2 separate regions of the Homo sapiens genome follow, and region 2 is linked to region 1. A link is a loop called in an ENCODE intact Hi-C map of the cell type or tissue named here. Cell type or tissue: Calu3. All regions are shown on one strand. Each heading gives the region's core, and the rest is flanking DNA. Links, peaks and the distances in the headings are about the cores only.

Region 1 (5,370 bases), core at 303-5,302:
CTATTATTAGTAATAGTCTTACCATCTTAAAGGAGAAGACATTAATACATCAAAACCCTACTTATAGACTTGTCTTTCCCCTTTAAGATGGTAAGACTATTACCAACAACTTTCAGTGGCTTATAACAACGAACATTTATTTCTTGCTCACAGTTCTGTGGGTCCCTGGGAAAAAGGGGAGCTCTTCAAACTGCCTGGCAGGTCCTGGTTGGCTCCATGTGTCTCTCGTTCTAGGACCAGTGACTACGTGGGGTTTGCTCAAGGCAAGTCAGGAGTCCAAGAGTACTAGCCAAACTACCCCCAGGACATGTAAGGCCTCTGGTTTCATTTAACATATGTTGTCCACTCACATTCTGTTGGCGAAAGCAAGCCAATAGCCAAACCCCAAATCAGCGGGAGGGAAAGCCAGAGTAGGCCAGAGAGGGAAGAGAGAATTATGAATAAGTAATACCATCTACCACATCAGACAAATAAATAATTACAATGAAGTGAGTGCTGGGTTTGGAAAGTACAGGGACTGTTGAGATTACAGCAGTGGAGGCAGAGCACACCCCGTGATCTAAAAGGGATCCGCCCTGCACCTTCCTCTTTCATGCTGCTCGTTCATCCATTCCAGGGGATTCAGCAGCCACCCAGGTCTGCACAAGCAGTGCCAACTCCACACCTTTGTGGGTCTGCCTGGCTGTCATTGCCACTGGGCTACTGGGAAGTTTTAAGGGCCCTTCAAACCCTTCTCTCTTGCTGCCAAGTCTTCCCTCCTCATGTCACATCCTGGTACCAATAGCTACTCATTGCTCAAGTCAGAAACCTGGGAATCCCTTCTCCCTCCCCATCCCTGGCCACAACTAATCAACATCAAGGCTGGGAATACAGCTTCCTTGGTATCTCCTGAACCCTGCCCCAACTGCCATGTACCTGTGTCAGGTCATCCTGATCCCTCCCTCCCACCCCCTCCTGCAACCAACCCCCATCTGGCCACCACACAGTTTGAGATCTCTTCACATTTTGTGATCTCTTCAAAATGTAGATTTAGTCCTATATGCACCAAACCCTTCCAGGGTACATTTCTTGGCATGGCCCTAGCTTACCTCCCCATGAAATGGCCTGTTAATCCTCTCTTCCTCTCTTGGGTTCCGTGTGCAGCCAGGCCAGGCTCCAGTCCCAAACACACTCCACAGGTTCTCCTCTTCGCCTGTGCCTCTGTCTGTAACACCCTCAACCCCCTTGTCTGGCTAATTCAGCTCCTGGGTCACCACTTCCTCCAGGAGGCCTGCCTTGACACCAGCCTCCCAGGATCAGTCACATTGCCCTCTCTTTGCTCTCACAGCACCCACAATTTCCCCATCACCCCCTCCCTGCCCCTGTGCTATGTTCTATTGAGATTTCAAGCCTCTGCAGGATAGGAATTGGATAATTCATTACTGTGTCCACAGTGTCTGTCAAGGGCAAGAGAGCCACACAGAACCCCAGTAGTTCTCCTAAAAGTGGAGACGACAATAATATGTATTAGTTGTGTTGTGAGGATGAAATGAACTAATGCATGGAAGACGCCTGAACCCGTGGAAACACATAATGAATACATTAATAGTAAATGGTAGCTATTACTATTTATGATGTTGACAGCATTAAATCTAAGCAAACATTTTATTGAAGTATGAAATACATTCCAAAAAATGCGCAAAATCACAAGTGTCACAGTCAGTGAATTGTCACAAATGACACCCTTGTGACTAGCCCCTGGATACCATTACTTTTAAGCTCAAATGTCAGCTTCTCAGAGAGGCCCTCCCTTGACTTCGTCTCCCACCTCTTAATTCTATGTTGTATATATTATCTGTTTCCCCTCACTCCCATGTAAGCTTCAGGAGAGCAAGATTTTTTTTTTTTTTTTTTTGGTCTATTTTGTTCACTGATGTAGCCTCCGCTTCCTAGAATAGTTCTGGACACATAGTAGATGCACAATAAAAATTTGCCAAGGAACGAATGAGCGATTATTATTTTCATTTCTTTAAGCTCCCAGGCGCTGCAGCATGGTCATGCCCGAGAACTCGTGCCATCCCAGGTGAAGCAGCGCTGGGCCGGGACCAGCCGCACCTGGCCCGGCTCTGAGCTGTGCTGGGCTGGCTCCGGGTTCTTCCGCCTCACTCCTGGCCTGTGAGCCCGGCTCACCTCACCCTACCCACCTCCACTCTGCGTGCAAAAATTATAATAATAATAGCAACAATAATAGTCTCATCCGCCCTGGAGACCACCCGTGCCCCCGTGGCATCCCTCAAGGACTCTCCGGGCGGTGGCAGCCGCCCACCCTGGGGACGCGCTCCTTGCTGCCACCGGAACGCCCCTGGCCAGGCTCCATCTACGCGCTGTCAGACCCTCCCGCCGTCTGAAGAAGGCTTTTACTCTTCAGCCTATTCCAGTGGCAGAGAAGCTAAGGCTACAAAGGCGAACGCGAACAGTCAGATCTGACTTCGAATTCCGCTGTCATTGCTGCCAGGCGCACCACGAGGACGCGCGGTGACCGCCACCATGGCATTCGGCTGCCAAAGGTTTCCATCGACCTCTTTCCCATCACCAGCATCGCAGCGGGAAAGAATGTGCCTGGCGCCCTTCTGGGCACTGGGCATGGGGTGGTGAACAAAGTCCTCCAGAAATAAACCGGGTAATGAGCCCGGCAGCGGCCGGGGCAGGAAGGGACCTTCGCAGAGAGTGGTCAGGCACAGCCCCTCCGAGGAGGCGACGCTCAGCTGAGACCAGGGTGACGCAAAGGTGTCGGCCGGTTAGGCACCTGTGAGGAAGGAGGAGCCGGCAGAGTGCCAAGTAGAGGGAACAGCAAATGCCCGGCTCCTTTTATAACCACTGCTTCAGTTATCTTCCCCCAAAGCTTGAGAGGGGGCAACTTTGCTACATTTCACAGACGAGGAAGCTGAGGCCCAGAACGATGAAGGAATTTACAGAGCTGGGATTCGAACCCCGCGCTACCGTCAGTCCATCCCGGGCTCTGTCCAGCCGGTACCGCGCGCCGCCTTCTTCCTCCCGCACCGTGACCTTAACTCGGCACGTGCTGGCCCCTCGGGCTCCCCAGTCTCCGTACATTGTCCCACTCAGCTCTGATTGTGGGGAGGGGGCGGACCGAGGGGGCGGGGGGCGTCTTTCCGAAGGATCGCGGAAAGCCGCGCGCTGCCAGGGGCCCGGGGTTAGAGACCCCCACTCCCGCACGGCGTTAGGGACTCCGCGCTTCCCCGCCCCCGCCGCGGCCCGCCGGCTCTGCCTCTGTCCATGGTCAAAGCACCCGGGGTAATCCGCCTTTCTCTTCCGCCCGCCGGGCCCCATTCATATTCTAATCACAGCGCGGCCGACCCGCGAACGGCCACTTTATCGGGGCCCGCAGGAGACGCAGCTTGCTCCCCCTCACTTCCACTTCCAGCACCCCCCGGCCCTCGCCCCCCTCTTTCTGCACTTTCAACTCCGCCGAGGAGGGGGTCCCTGGGAAAACCGCGTCCCCACTTGGATGCCGGGGCTTCTCACAAACTTCGAGGCCGACTGGGGGACGGCGGTGGGGTGGGGAGGGCAGGGGGAGGGCGGAGGAACAGAGACAGACAGACTGACAGAGTTACGGGAAGAGGCGGGGGAGGGGGGACAGTACAGAGAGACCGAGGGGGATAGAGACAGAGAGGGGCAGAGTCCTAGGGGGAGACAAAGAGAAGTGGAGGCAGGGTCTGGACAGAGACACTAGCAGCCAAGGAAGGAGAAATGGACAGAGACAGAGACACAGAGGACGAGAGGGACAGAGAGCTAGAAACAGACACCGGGAGACAGGCGGAGAGAGACAGCGAGATGGAAGGAGAGAAACAGGATGAAGGACCCAGGCCCAGAGGAAGACAGAAAGTTCTGGAGGAGGCGAACCAGCCACTCACCTCCTCCCCGCCTAGCGGCCTTGTTACGCTCATATTGGGGCATGGGGTCTTAGGGATTCAGTTCCCCTTCCCCACCCTTTCCCCTTCAAGCTCGCTTCACTCCCCACGCGTGTCTGCGGATCCGCGTGCAAGGGGTCAAGACATACCCCCTCCCGCATTCTCAGGGCCACCACCCGAAATCTAACCCAGGACCAAAATGGGGGGTGGGTGGGGGCGCAAGAGAAGGAAGGGAGTGGGGCCCCACTCGTGGTAGCGCAGGCGACTCCCCAGGCTCCAGGAGTTCCCCGCGGCTCCCCCCCCGCCCGCGCCCCCCTCCCGGCCTGCCAGCACGGCGCGGGGCCCGATGGTGGGGAAGGGCCGGGAGGGGGAGGGGGCCACATCTAAGCCAATTTTGATTTCGCCTATAATGAGTGCCGGGCGAAGGCTGGAGAAGGCCTCTGGAACTTTAAATAAGAAAAACGTTGCTAATGCTATAATAGAAGGGGGAAGTCGGAGGGCTGGGATTGCGTCGCTCTGAGCCCCCCTTTTCGGAGGCGGCTTTTCTTATTCAAAACAGGCCCACAATGGGCTTCACAGTGCGCCTCGCCACGGCCCCATCTGACGAGCGGCCATTCATCAGGCCGGCTGGCCTATCAATGACATTGCTCCCATCGGGGCTCCTATAAAATGATGCTTTTTCCCATGAAACATCCGCAAACATTTTGACGGGTTTGGCTTTGCCCGGCTGGATTACTGAGTGTCCCCTTGCTCGCTCGCTTTTTCTCTCTCCCCCTTCTCCGAGCTCGCTCCCTTCTCTCCCTCTCTCTCCTCTTTTCTTCTTTCTCTTTTCTTTCCTCTTCTTTTTCTTTTCTTTTCCTTTCCTCCTTTATCCTTGTGCCCCCTCACTTTCTGCGTCTCTCTCTCTCCCCTTCTCCCTCCCTCCCTCCCTTCCTCCCTGGGCATCTCTAGCACAGGGGATCCCCAAACATCAGGACTTTTGGGGGGCGCCTGTGCTGTCCATGGGAAGAGCATGCATTGTGGGTTACTGGAGGAACCCGACATGGATTCCACAGGTTAGTCCTACTGGCGGGGTTGGGGGGATACATTGGGAGGGAAGGAGAAGGGAGAGGGGGAACTTTAGAAAGAAGTTGGGAAAAGTTCAGACGGGTCAACTTGACAGTGGAACCCCAAAGAATAACGCAGAGCTTGCAGAAGTTTTCAATTCGAGGCGATGTGTGTAACTGGATGCGTGGAAGTATGTGTATAAGCGTGTGATTGTGTACGTGTGTGAGTGTGTGTGCGTGCGCGCGCGCGAAGGAGCGCGCTTTCGCTTGCCCTGGACACAAAGTTACGTAAAGATGCGCTGGCTCGCGGCGAGCTCGAGGTGCCACTTGCAGAAACTTTGCCAGCCGACCGCCCCCTCCCGGACCCAGGTCCTCCTAGGGTATGGGGGCCTCGGAATAGCGGTGCGCTCGGG
Region 2 (5,370 bases), core at 245-5,244, 190 kb after region 1:
GTAGTGTTTGGCAATTTTCCTCTCTCTTCAAAACTGGCCTTAATATTTGCTTTAAAGTAAAGTCAAAATGTCTGAAGTGAATCTAGAGAAGGAAAGACAGCAAAAACAGTTATTTTGTCCCAACCTCTTGCACTGTTTAAAGGCAGACTTGCAAGATTAGAAAAAATTAAGGCTGGGCATGGTGGCTCACGCCTGTAATCCTAGCATTCTGGGAGGCTGAGGTGGGTAGATCACTTGAGCTTGAGCTCAGGAGTTTGAGACCAGCCTGGGCGACCAGGTGCCTCTACAAAAAATGCAACAATTAGCTAGGTGTGGTGGTGCATGCCTGTAGTCCCAGCTACTTGGGAGGCTGAGGTGGGAGGATGCAGTGAGCTAAGATTGCGCCACTACACTCCAGCTGGGGTGACAGTGATACCCTGTCTCAAAAAAAAAAAAAAAAAAAAAAAAAAAAACCAAAAAAGAAAAAAAAAGAATATAAATTAAATCCTAGGAAGAGGGATAGCATAAATACCCCCATTATTACAGTGGAAGAGACTTGGGGAAGGGTTGCCATAGGTCTTCTGAAGCCTAGGGGAAAGCTCTCTGAAGTCTAGTGAGAGCAGAGGCATAGAATTCAGACTCGGGCAAGAGCCTTAAGTATGCAAATCATCATCAATATAAGCTTTTAAAAAATTGGCCCATTTGCGACTTTGAAGTGAGGGAGAACTGAGGTCAAATTCTGGTTTCACCAAAGTTGTTGTAGAGGGGGCATTCCTGCTCTAAAGTAGGATTGGATGTCAGTGGCTCTCAACCCTGGCGCCATTAGAGTTCCCTGGTCAACTTTTTAAAAATACTGAGTATAAGCCAGGTGCAGTGGCTCACACCTGTAATCCCAGCACTTTGGGAGGCCGAGGTAGGAGGATCACTTGAGGCCAGGAGTTTGAGACCACCCTGGGCAATATAGTGAGACCCTATCCCTACAAAAAATTTAAAAATTAGCCAGTTGTGGTGACATGCACCTGCGGTCCTAGCTACTCAGGAGGCTAAAGTGGGAGGAACACTTGAGACCGGGTATTTGGGCTTACAGTGAGCTATGAATGGGCCACTGCACTTCAGGCTGGGTGACAGAGACCTGTCTCAATAAATTAGTAAAGATAAAAATACTGATGCATAGGTCCCACCCACAATAAATAATGACTTGGAATGTGACCCAGGCATCAGTATTTTTCTAAGCTCCCCAGGTGATTCAATATGCAGTCAAGGTTAAGAAACGTGATCCCTTCCACCCTCAAGTTCTAAACTTCAGGGACTACTATTCCCTGAACATGTGGCCCAGGTTTCTCTCTTGCAGTGTTGTCTGTCCAGAGTGGAGAACCATGCTCTGTGCAAGTAGTGACACTCCACAGTAACCTACACTGTGCATAGTTTTCCCTTAGCTGACAAACCTTTCCCTAAACTGCGCTGTTCTGTTCGCCCTTCAGCCACCCCCACCTCCCTACCACTTTGCTGCCTGCCCTTCTAACCTGGAACTTCTCTGCTTCAGTTCCTTGGCAGCCTCCCAAGCTAAGCCAGCTTGGACACAGTGCTTGGGGCTTCCTCTTGTTCCAAGGAGGTCAGAACCTTTTGTGCTTCACCAGCCTCCTCCCTGAAGCTCTTCCCCCAATCCCCCTCCTGTGTCTCAACCTCCCCCAACCCCGCCGCCGCCCTCTCACCCCCATATTTTGCTGCTGCTGGTGTAGGTGGGACGGAAGACGTGGGCCACAAGAGATGAAGAAAGAGCTGTTGCTAGGAAAGGAGTGTGGGTGAAGAGAATTGGTGGGCGGGAGAAATAGGACTCCCCAGTTATATGCCTCCCTTTCTCATCATAAATGCCTCAAGAGCTAAAAACCAGCTGTTTAAAATCTATTATGAAAAATAATGAGGTCTGACCGTGACAGCAGGGGTAAGAGAATCAGACTCAGAAAGAGCTGAAGTGCTGATATTTGGTATTTATAAGTCTCCTCCTAGAAAAGAAAAGCCTCTGAGTGAAGTTTAAAAGAGTGAATTCTTAAGGAACTATCAAACTGTGCCCGTGAGGGACGGTATCTAGAAGGTCTTGGCATATGCTACACCTCTCAGAAACAATAAACTGCAAGATGTCTTAAGAACCAAAATATAGTTGAGGCAGAAGGATGATCTTTAAATGAGAAGTCTGCAACACTCTTTCCTCCTCACCTCACACTCAGGGGCATATTTCTGAAATAGATCTGCCTTAATCCACGGAGTCTCCCATTTATTGGAGTCTTCTCTGTATCAGGCACATTAGACTCACCATGTCTGCTTCTCACAAGTTCCCTGCAATACCAGTGGCATAATCGCTTCTGTTTACAGGTGAAGAAATGGAGACTATGAGCAGCTTAATGCCTTGCTGATGGTTACAGTTTAAGTGGCAGAGCTGGGATCTGAAAATTACTCCAGGCACAGTGGCTCAGACCTACAATCACAGCACTTTGGGAGGCCAAGGTGGAAAGATCACTTGAGGCCAGGAGTTTAAGACCATGGCAACATAGTGAGACTCTGTCTCTCTCTATATATTAATTTTTAAAACACAATAAAAGAAATACTACTCCAGAGCCTGTCTGTGCTTTTTCTACTAAAGCACACTCTTCCTCCTTCCTACTTTTCTTCCCACCTTCCCACCCCTATCCTAACTTCCATTCCCCTCTCCTAAGCAGTTTTGCAGTTTTAAAAATCAACCTTGACTGTGGTAATAGAACCTACTGGGGTGGAAGAGAGTTTCAGAAGTTCTGGAAAATTTTTGTGCTCACGAACTGCAGGCAGTTTCTAAGCTGGGCACCAGATCTTCCCCTAAACCAGAGGTGGCATTCTGCTCACTGTAAATAAATAGCAGACTACCTTTCCCTCTGTCATTTCCCAACGTACAAACAAACCAGTGCATTATCTATGACTGAGATTTGGTTATTCTATAGAGAAACAGGAATAAAAGAAAATCAATAATAACGAAAAAAAAATACCAGGTCACAGAGGATTTTTATTACCAGGTCGAAAAAAAAAGCTCTGCAGGGGGGCGTGCAATGAGCCAAGCATTCACTGGAATGAAGTCACTGGGGTGGGGGAGGAGGGAGCACGGAGGAGACTGGCTACCTCTTGCTGTTAAGGTCACTACCCTTTGACAGAGGTGGCCTCTGACCTCAACAGCCCTACAATTCTGTTTTGACTGACCCTGAAACCCATGAAATTCAGATGTAGGCACTGCCCAAAAGTTGAGATAAAGCTGACTAATATGGGAAAAGCTCCCGGTATGTGCCCCCAGCTGAAAGGAGCTGGCAGTTCTTTGGCGGTAGACGCAATTTATTCTGTCCTCCTCCTTTCAGGGAAATGCTAATCCTTCATAGGCAACTCAAGGGGAAGACTAAAATGTGTTGATGATGAATGACAATAATCCTTTGTCCACCGCCACCTCCTCCTAGGGTTGAACCTTAAGAGTTTAATCAAATGTTGGTAAGTAAATTAATGCCTTACTGCAAAAGGAGGTGGTGGGAAGAAAGGTTGTGAGAATATATTTCCTCTGACATGTGAATCTCAATAAACTTAATTGCAAAGGCATTGATATGGGAAGGGGGTGCTGAAAGAGTGTTTTAGATTCCTATTTACACACACATACACATAACAGTCACTACCCGAAAACTGTCTTACAGCATGTCAGTGTTAAAATGTTAACTTTGAAGTCTAAAGACCAAAGCAGCACAATGGAATCACTTTGCTGTTGTTAAAAACAACAGCAGCAACAACAAAACTCATGCATTTGTGCATCCATAGGAACAGCAAGATGTTTAGCCCTGAATCTTCACATCTTTCTAAGGAAGGTTGCATTTTTCATTCCAGTTCAGCTAACATTTTAGTGGCTACTCCATGCCAGGTCCGCCTTGCTGGCCACTTTGACAGCCATCTCTTTTAACCCTTCCAACTGACTGCAAAGTAGGTATAATTATGCTCATTACAGTTGAGAAAAATCGGTGCTCAAAGACGGCAAGTGATTTATCCCTGTACACCCAGAGTTAAAATTCAAACTAGAGTCTTTCAGCTTCGGGTTTTCCTGTTAGATACAAAAAATTGGTTGCCAGAAGGGTTTCAAGGAATTTGACAAATGATCAGCTTCTGAGACTCACACAGTGAGTCAGGGCTAAAAACCAGGTTTTCCGATTCTCAGTCCGGGTTCTTTCACCACATTACAACATTGCCACCCAAAGCGCTGGGTTTTCCCAAGAGGTGTTTGGATGGGATTCCAAGTCAGCGAGATGCAAATAGGTCTGACCCACATTCCTGCTCTTGGGTAAATAAAAACTCCTAAAGGGCAGAGCCCATTTTGTGTGCTTAATCTAAGAGTCCCACTGTGGGTAGTCAATCAATATTAAACAACTAGAGGGACATCTGCCTAGGACTAACGGCATGGACTCAATTTAAGCAATCAGAATACAGTGAATATTACTGAGGAACCTCATAAAGGTGCTGAAAGGCTGAATCAAGTAAATTTTTAAGAGTTGGAAAAAAAACCTTTGAAGTCATCTAGTCCGACTCTAATTTTATGAGATAGAGATAAAATAATGTGCATAAAGATCTGAAGACAGTCAGCAACAGACTCTCCCTTCCTGTCTCCCAATTCTATTTAATTTTATGTCCTACAGCATTGTAAGGTAACGTTTTCAGGAATGCAACATGTTGTAAGTCGAAGTTGGACTGGCTGGTTACAGAGTCGTCATTGATTATGAAACATCTCTCATACTTAACTTTTCCTTTCCCACTGACCAAACTGACCTCTAAGAAATCGCCATTGCTGGCTTTCAAGTTCAACCAAGTTGGTGTCATTTCTCAACAAGAGTCTCATTAATTTTGGCCTCCTGACCTTTTCTTACAGCATTTCCCCGTTTTGGAGCCCTCTATGCTCTCTCCACCATCCCTCTTTACAGATCACCTCCTTCAAGAAGGCTACTCTGACTACTATCCTTCCCATTAATGTTTATCTTGCTTTGATTTACACAGTACTATGTTCAATTTGTTTTTTCCTATCAGTAAAAAAGATTACTTTATTGTTTGGTTGTTTCTTATATCCCCAAAGGATATAAGAAAAATTTAAAAAATTTTTATGGTATCTAAGACAATGCTGTGCTCCAGTGAGCACTACATATGTGTTAAAAGATCAAACTATGTTAAGTAACTTTGCTATCAAAGGGAGACTGCATTCTTTTTTTTTCTTTTCCGAGACAGAGTCTCGTTCTGTCACCTTGGCTGAAGAGCAATGGCACAATCTTGGCTCACTGCGACTTCTGCCTTCCAGGTTCAAGAGATTCTCCTGCCTCAGCCTCCCAAGTAGCTGGGGTTACAGGCATGCAC

The links. Peaks named below come from ENCODE experiments on the same cell type or tissue, not always from the same donor. Only the 100,000 strongest peaks of a DNase experiment are listed, where the experiment ranks them.
Region 2: it touches region 1 in a loop (3.0-fold over the local background); 2 of 110 quality-filtered maps call a loop at or near these places.

The regions. Positions count from the first base shown.
Region 1 is chr12:106,578,398-106,583,767 of GRCh38, forward strand. It overlaps RFX4 (regulatory factor X4), which reads left to right and starts at 4,607. Exons shown (of 18, transcript NM_213594.3): 1 at 4,607-4,966. The coding sequence starts at 4,924. The region is part of intron 1 of LOC100287944 (a long non-coding RNA gene); the gene reads right to left. RefSeq lists enhancers at 2,686-3,568, 5,057-5,370. In Calu3, for the core only: no CTCF peak of the experiment used is centred there; a DNase peak (open chromatin) is centred at 3,284.
Region 2 is chr12:106,765,007-106,770,376 of GRCh38, forward strand. All of the region lies in intron 1 of LOC100287944 (a long non-coding RNA gene), which reads right to left. Among named protein-coding and RNA genes, the nearest start is that of RIC8B, 7.0 kb to the right of the region's middle. In Calu3, for the core only: no CTCF peak of the experiment used is centred there; DNase peaks (open chromatin) are centred at 1,535, 3,235 and 4,235.